Linked DNA regions of Homo sapiens: region 1 is linked to region 2. A link is an interaction called in ENCODE POLR2A ChIA-PET data of the cell type or tissue named here. Cell type or tissue: MCF 10A. All regions are shown on one strand. Links, peaks and the distances in the headings refer to the core of each region. The heading gives the core; the rest is flanking DNA. Region 1 has its middle 18 kb from the start of DLG1. Region 2 overlaps DLG1 (discs large MAGUK scaffold protein 1).

Region 1 (4,408 bases), core at 326-4,325, 60 kb after region 2:
CAGTGAGGAAGAGAAAAAGAGAGGGAAGAAGGTGGTAGTAAGGACTGGGGCTCTCCTGGTTAACAGCCACTCTCTTGACATTTCCAGCTCCTTCTGCAGATCCAAGCTCACCTATATGAGGATTATTACTTCTTGGAATCAAAAGAAGTGATTGACACCATTACCAAAGCATTCTTTAAAGATCTGCCATTTTATGGGGTGCACCTAAGAATTCCTTTTTCTTTAATATTTTCTTCTAGTTTATGTGCTCAGTGAAGAAACATTAGAAAACAGAAAAGCACTAAGAAAAAAAAAATTAACCAAACTCACACAAGCCAAAGATAACAGCCAACTAACATTTGCTGTAGATATGTCTAGTATTTTCCATGCATATATATATATATATGTTTCTTAGAAAAATAGTATCATACATGTTATTTTGTAGTCTGCTTTTTTTAAGGAATTTACATTTATTTTATAGCTTCAAAAAGGCTTGGTGCATGATAATGACAGAAAATTAAGGATCTATACAAGGGATATTTACCCCCGGGAAGATGTATGTTACAACTCAGTTAATGCGTCAAATGTTAAATGTTGTGATACCGGCGTTTTATTTAGATGTTTCCCATTTATGATGATTGTTAAACATACATCACATGTCTACACAGACATACACCTTCCAAGCTGGGAATCAGGTCTGAGTGATCCTGTCGGTGTTCTGCCCACAATTTCATGAGTGACCTTAAGCAAATCAACTCAATGCTGCTTCTCTAGATAAAGTCCCAATCTTGTCTGGCACATCCAGCCGTAAAAACTCCTATCCAGTTCCCGGAATGTACCATGCTCTTCCGTGCTGCCATATTTTTTAACATCATTTTTTGGGGGGCCTAAAACACTCCTTCCTATCTGCCTCATTAACTCTTCATTATCTTTGTAAATTAAAAAAAATTTAAATTATAGTAAAATAGATATAAAATACACCATCTTACCCTTTTTTTTTTTATTCTGAGACAGAATCTCACTGTCACCCCAGCTGGAGTGCTGCACTGGCGTGATCTCAGCTCACTGCAACCTCTGCCCCCCCGAGTTCAAGAGATTCTCCTGCCTCAGCCTCCTGAGTAGTTGGGATTACAGGTGCCTGCCACCATGCCTGGCTAATTTTTGTACTTTTAGTAGAGATGGGGTTTCACCATCTTGGCCAGGCTGGTCTTGAACTCCTGACCTCATGATCCACCTGCCTCGGCCTCCCAAAGTGCTGGGATTAAAGGCGTGAGCCACCGCGCTGGGCCTTACCCATCTTTAAGTGTACAGTTCAGCAGTGTTATGTACATTCCCATTGTTGTGCACCCGATCCCCAGAGCTCTTTCATCTTGCAAAACTGAACCTGTACACACATTAAACAGTGTCTCTGCATTCCTCCCTCTCCCCGCTGCGAGCGATCGCTGTTCTACCTTCCGCCTCTAGGAATTCCACTGCTCTAGATGCCTCATGCACGTGGACTAATACGGTATTTGTCTTCTTTGTAGCTGGCTTATTTCACTTAGCATAATGTTCTCAAGGTCCAACCATGTGGTAGCACGTATCAGAATTTCCTTCCTTTATAAGGCTGAATTAAATTCCATTGTATGTATGTACCTCATTTTGTTCATCCATTCATCTATGGATGGACATTTGGGTTGTTTTTATTGTTGGTTGCTATAAACATGTGTGGACAAATTATCTCCTCAAGACCCTACCTTTAATTCTTTTGGGTATACACCCAGAAGTGAAATTGCTGGATCAATTGCTGATGGTCATTCTATTTTTGTAGCCTCCTTTTAAAACTTTGCTTTTTAGTACTTATTTTCCCCAAATTAATAATTTCTCAGGTAAATAAGAAACCAATCTTTTACAGAATAGTTTTTTTATCATCCATAGAGTGTTTTATCAAATGGCCATACTTATTAAATTGGTTGCTTCCAGATTTCCATTATGAAAAACCATGCTAGATAAACAAATGTTTATCCATAAGATGAATTCTTGGAAGTGAAATTACTGGATTAAGAGGTGTACATTTTAAAAATATTGATGCATAGTGTTATGGTATATGTACAAACTTCTAAAGGTTTATTTTTATGAAGCATCAGCCTCTGTTGCCAGCACTCTGTATAAGCAGGGCAAAGGCTGGCAGCTTAAGTACTCTCTAGTCTTTTTAAACTTTACCCTCAAAGAAAATAAATCTTTATACCAAAATTCTTATTCAGAAGTGAAAGTGTTATATAAGTCATCATTGACAGTAAACACAGTGAATGATCAGATCTTGCTGCTTAAATTTTAAATTAATATAAGTAATATCAAATCCATTTTTAAATGGTCCTCCCTCAGTAAACATAAAAAGTTCCTTCAAATTCATATATTATTTTTCAGATTACAAACCACTTCCACTTATGTTTTCTTACATATTCCTTATAGTTAGTTATTGTTTTCCCTGGTTTACACATGAAGAAATCGAGGCCCAGAGAAGTGACTTGCCTGAGGCAACAGAGCTGATAATCAGTGTCTTCTAGTTCCAAGTACATTGCTTTTCAAGCTGCGGATGACTCATCTTAACCAGTCCTTGAGGTCTTGTAGTAAGTAAGCATAGTGGAGACTTTTCCAAGCTTCTTTTTCAAACCAGAAAGAGGTAGTCGTGGTTTTTGGAAAGTAGCTAAAACTATGATTTAATAAGAGGGAATTTTGTAGCCAAAACCTAGTACATAAAATATAAATAGCCCTCCTTCTTTCCCCTAGAATTGTGCGATGCCCTTTGTGGTGCTGGTATGGCATGGTGTCAAACGTGTGGGCTCCGGCGTCATCCTGCTTGGACTGGAATGTTGGCACCAGGATACTAATTTTGTGATCTGAACAAGTCAACCTCTCTGCACTTCCATTTCCTTACCTGCAAAATGTGTAACAAGACCTCCCATCTCAGTGGAATGTTGTGAGGATTGGATGAGATAATGTCGGTAAAGTAATTAGCACTGTACCTGGCGCAGGCTCACTGCCTGATACATAGTAATCCTTACTACTAGGTGTTAAGGACCTAAGTAACACTGTTCCTCTGTTTTATCCTGGGGAGAAGGGTACATGAAATGGGCTAGTGAACAAGTTAAGAGAGAAAATAGCCTTCTCTGATCCCTCGGCTGATTAAAGAAGGTAATTAGAGGCTTCTCTAGTAAAGTGTAGGCTCATATCGTTCAGTTCAAATATTTTTTAAGTCTCCCTAGTTATTTCTTCTGTTACCAACGGGTTATTTAGTAGTTATGTTGTTAAACTCCAAATGGTTGAGGATTTCCATATATCTTCAGTTATTAATTTCTATTTTAATTCTGTTGTGATCAGAGACGGTGAATGTTCAATGTGTACTTTAAAAGAACGTGTATTCTGCTGTTTTGGGAAATATTGTTCTAGAAAACGTAATGAGTCAAATTGGGTGATAGTGTTCTTCATGTTTTCTATAACTGGTTTTTTGTAACTTGTTCATGTTTTCTATTGCTATTGTTTTTCTATTTACTTTGTCTATCAATTATTGAAATAGGACTTTGTGGAAAATTCTAACTATATGTGAATTCCTCTAATTGCCCTTTGCCCTTTGTTAGTTTTTGTTTCATGTGTTTTAAAGCTTTGTTATTAACTGCACATCCATCTAGAATTGTTACATCTTGCTGAATTAACTCGTCTACATTATGAAATACCCGTCTTTATTACTGTAATACCCTTGGTCCTGAAATCTATTTTGTCTGATATTAATATTGTTGCTCCAGTTTTCTTATAGTCAGTGTGTAATGTATCTCTTTCTACCTTTTTTACTTTTAACCAGCTTGTCTTCATATATTTAAACTCCTTTTTTTGTAGAAAGTATTAAGTTGAATGTTGCCTTTTTATCCATTATGATAATATCTGCCTTTTAATCAGGATGTTATGACTATTTACATGTAATATAATTACACTGATTACATTTAATATAATTAAATCAATTAATATAATATACTATAACATAATATAGTTAGGTGTAACTCTACAAGCTTACTTCTTTTTTTTTTTTCTGCTTGACTCATCTGTTCTTTGTTCCTTTACCTCTTCTTTTCCTGACCTCTTTTGGAGTAAGTGATTTATTTCTTAGGATTCTATTTTATCTCCACTGTTCCCTTACTAGCTATAATTCTGTTTTATGTTTTAGTGGTTGCTATAGGGCTTGTAATATGTATTTTTAACTTACCACAACCCACCTTCAAATAATATTAGCACTTCAAGCATAGTATAAAAACTTTACATCAGTGTATTTCCATTTTCCTTCTTAGGTCCTTCATATCAATGCTGTACATTTTAGATTCCTATTTATTGCAAAATCCACAATATGTCATTATTAACTTTGCTTAGAACAGGCCATTTAAATTTAAATATAGTAAAA
Region 2 (4,408 bases), core at 168-4,167:
ACACAGCAGAACCACAGATGTTAGAACTATTATAGCAGAAAAGAACTTTAAAATGGCAATTTTTAAATACACAGGAAAAGATGTACAAATTAGATGCAATATCAAATTTAAGAGAAATAGAAACTCTAAAAAGAGCAAACAGACATTCTAAAAGTTAAAAATACAATAAATGAAATTAAGAAATCTATGACCTATTCAAAGGCTGAGCGTGGTGGCTCATGCCTGTAATCCCAGCACCTTGAGAGGTTGGTGGATCACCTCCTGAGGTCAGGAGTTCAAGACAGCCTGGCCAATGTGGTGAAACCCCACGTTTACTAAAAATACAAAGAAAAAAAAATTAGCCGGGCGTGGTGGCACGTGCTTGTAATCCTAGCTACTCAGGAGGATGAGGCAGGAGAATCACTTGAACCTGGAAGGTGGAGGTTGCAGTGAGCCGAGATCACGCTACTGCATTCCAGCCTGGGTGACAAGAGCGAGATTCTGTCTCAAAAAAAAAAATCTATGACCTGTTCAAGCAATGAGGTAATTTTAAATGCACTATATTCAATATGTAAGAATTTTTCAAATATATTAAATAAAAATGATCCCATTCTTCTGTCACATGCCTCCCCCACACATCTCTAATCCCTCAACACAGCAAAGACTACTAGACAATCACAGCACTTTCAACTTGTTATCAGAATTCTTAGCAAAGACCTCTAGACACCAACACCAATAAGAGGTGGCATTGGAAATAAAACCTGTTTGATTTAGTCAAAACGTAGGTTGCCTTAATCACAGTGCTTATGAAAAAATGTAAAGTCACCACTTTGTAATGAAGCAGGGGACTAGGTGAACTTATAAAGTAAGTGAAAGTGTGTCATTGATTCCTGCCTCCTGCTTTGTCCTATTAAACAAAAACTTTGTGGTAAGGGCTCTACAATGTGAATTAAAAATCCTACCTCCCAGGTATATATTTGAGAGAAATTAGTGGATATGTACACAAAAGGACTTGTATAAAATGTTTTACACAGCTTTCTTCATAACAACCAAAAAGTAGAAACAATTCAAATTCCCACCATGGAATATTACACAGCAATAAAAAGGAACAAGCTACCAGCACGCACAGTAACACAGATACTGAGTAAAAGAAGCCATAATTAATCATATATACTGCATGATTCCATTTATATGACGTTCAAACCTAATCTATAGTGATATGAGTTAAAAAAAAAAAAAAGATTATCTCTGGGGAGGGTGGGCTGTCTTGGAAAGAGCTAATGGGAGTCTTTCTGGAGTACTGGAAATGTTTTGTGTCTTTCTATGGATAGTGATTGCAGTTATAAAAAGGCATCAAGCTGCGTACTTAGATTTGTGCAGTTCACACAGAAAAAATAATGATGATGATGAAAATAACCAGGCTGTGAGGTACGATATCTGCAAATGGCCAATAAACAAGAATCTTTGGGAATTATTAGATGATGTTAAGATACTACTGAACAGGAAGAATGGCGCTAATAAAGAAAGCATATTTTAATGACATGCTAGCTTTATTTGGCATTCTATGTGTCCTATAAAAATCTGTTTAAAATGATTCTTTTTAGATATATCTTCTGCACTAGATGAGAAGTTCATCTGGGGCAGGGGTTAGCAAACATTGTCTGTAAAAGTCTAGAGAGTAAGTATTTTCAGCTTTGCAGGCCATATGCTCACTGCTGCAACTACCCAATTCTGCCACTGTAGCACTAAAGCAGCCATACAAGGTAAGTAAATGAGTGAGTGTGGCCCAATTTGGCCCACTGGCCATAGTCTGCCAACTCCTGATCTAAAGGAAGAACTATAATAGCCTTTGTTTTCCGTGTTTATTTTCTACAGTACTTCACACACAGTAGGCACTCAGCGAAGCTAAAAGGAATCTTTAAAACCGTCTCTTCTAATCCCTCCACTCACGGTGAAAAACATCAATCAGAGGTTTAAATTTGCTCAACAGTACTACTTTTTAAAGCAGTGCCTCATTTTAATAAACATGCAAAGATTTAATAGTGATTTAAATTCCAAATTTTTTTACATGTAAAACATAAGTTTCAGAAGTTCAGACATTTTACATAGCATAAACTAAAAATAATTAGTTTAGAAAAATGTATCTTTACCTATAGTTTGGTTATAAGTTATCAATACGAGCTTTCAGTCACACAACCATAAGGGATCAATCTAGGAAGTACTAAAACCTCACCATATAAAATGAGGAGCTAAGACTAAACGAAACTTTCTCCAGGACTCAAGTTTTTCTAAAAGCCAAAATGGTAATGAACTTATTTAATAGTAGTTAGCATTATTAGGAAACACTTGATTATAACTTAACTAAATTATAAGGAAAACGTTTAACATAATTATACTTCAACACAGTAATATGATCTACACTAAAAAATTCTATTACAGGTTACTGAACATTTTTACGTGGCAGTCAAACAATCAGCCAACAGTAGAGGGCAGCATTTCTATTCACTATTAAAACCTAACTTAAAAAATTTGAAGTCTTTTAAAAAAAATCTAAAAAATCTGAAATACCTGTACTGAGACTTTCTTTTAACATATTTAATACCCCTTTCAAAGCTTCTAACATACAATTTTAATACAACCTACAAGTGAAAGTACCCTAATATAAATATGAATATTTAAATAAAAGATAGCTGTTTTACCCAAAGGAGTCAAATTTTGTATTCATAATTCCCAAACTGATAAACCAAAACAATTCAACAGTTCTCTGGTGACTTAATTCCTAAAATTCTATCAGTTATGTTAAAACAAATTTGCTGGGCACCCACTGGAATGACAAACATCCCCACACACGGGCATACATTTTCTTTACCCATATAAAGAATCACCAAAAGAATCATGAACTTTTGGCAAGTAGGAGATTCAGGGAACTGTTTCAGAAGACAAGGCAAAGCATCACTCTAAAATCTAAAATAAAGGCAGCAAAAAGAGGCTGACAAAGCAGAAACAGGTATGGGTAAAAGCATCTTTCAAGCTCCTTCTCTTTCATAATCCTTTTATTCCTATCTCCAGCTTGCCTTAATGAAACACCTGAACTTAAAGAAAGACATGATCCTATTACAAGAAATTCTGGTACTAAAGTTACTCTCAGAAGTTACTTGACAGCTGGGAAACCTCCATGCTAAAGAACACGAAATGCCCTCAGCTGCGGTTTAAGCAGAGTGCTTTATTGCTAACATAAGAAAATATACCATATATAACAATAATCCTAAATCACTCTTGTTGGGCCTTTTATGCTCTGAGTTAATTTTCCTACAGTGATTACGAGCCTGACAAAAATGACACTTCACTGCCTGGCCTCTAACAATATTAACTCCACCTCAACGGACATGTTTGCAAAGCAGCTAGCTAAGAACACAAGAACTTACAAACACAAAAATAAATCTCTCTTAGACATTATGTGGAAAAGCACAAAATACTGTAACCAAGCTGATTAAAGTACATAAAAATGTATATAAGTGTATGAACAATAATCAGAAACGCTGCCATGCTAGAAATGCTCACTAGCATCTTTTTGTCCCACAAAATATCTAAATCCAGAAGAGTATTTTTTTTAACTCGAAGAGAAGTACATTTTCATTTTCACTAAAAGGCAAAACAAAACAAACATTACACTTGGATTTAAAACATATTAATCAGAAAAGGAATACAGAGCTATTTATGACAGCCTTAAATTAGTAAATGGCATTAATACTACTGTAAATGGAGACCAAGATTTGGCAGTTCAGTAGCAGTGATGGTTTAGTCATCACATCTCACAACCTTGTCATTTGCAAACGTTTTAAAGTCAGATTCTTCATTGTGAAGAACATATAGTTATGGGGGGGCGGGGGGGAACAACCAAAAAACTAATCATCATTGCTTTAGCTCAACCCACATGCCTGTACTTAAGGGTATCCATGGTAGCAATGATGCAACGTGCCTACCTAGTTCACCGTGCCTACACAAGTGGGAGAGAGGGGAGGCGGATGATGAAAAAAATTTCACTTGGAAAGGTGTTTTAGTATTAACATGATAAAATTACATCAACTACACTGTCAGACTTTTAAAACACATATAGAATCACAAAGCTCTCTAAGACCAGAAAAGGGAGAAAAGAACAAGGGATGGGGTACACACCGCAGCCTTTAGTTCAAAAGAAAATCAAGAATTTTGCTCTTCCTGCTAGAGCCATTGGTTAAATATGTTCAAAGGGTTTATTTCTAATAATAGAACAAATTATTTTAATTTAGTTTTTTCAAAAGCAACTACAAACAATGTTTTAGGCTTCTAATTTCCAACCTACATCCTTCTCTATTTTTGCTTTAACAGTTATATAATAAAAATTTATAAATACTTTAGGATAATGATTACATCTAATTTTTTAAGCAAA

Evidence for each region. Peaks named below come from ENCODE experiments on the same cell type or tissue, not always from the same donor. Only the 100,000 strongest peaks of a DNase experiment are listed, where the experiment ranks them.
Region 1: POLR2A ChIA-PET joins it to region 2 with 5 read pairs; 5 of 35 experiments call an interaction of 5 or more read pairs at or near these places.

What each region holds. Positions count from the first base shown.
Region 1 is chr3:197,314,899-197,319,306 of GRCh38, forward strand. No RefSeq gene overlaps it. Among named protein-coding and RNA genes, the nearest start is that of DLG1, 18 kb to the left of the region's middle. In MCF 10A, for the core only: no CTCF peak of the experiment used is centred there; a DNase peak (open chromatin) is centred at 2,523.
Region 2 is chr3:197,254,570-197,258,977 of GRCh38, forward strand. The region is part of intron 4 of DLG1 (discs large MAGUK scaffold protein 1); the gene reads right to left. Among named protein-coding and RNA genes, the nearest start is that of MIR4797, 37 kb to the right of the region's middle. In MCF 10A, for the core only: a CTCF peak has its summit at 2,464 (motif pointing right); a DNase peak (open chromatin) is centred at 2,462.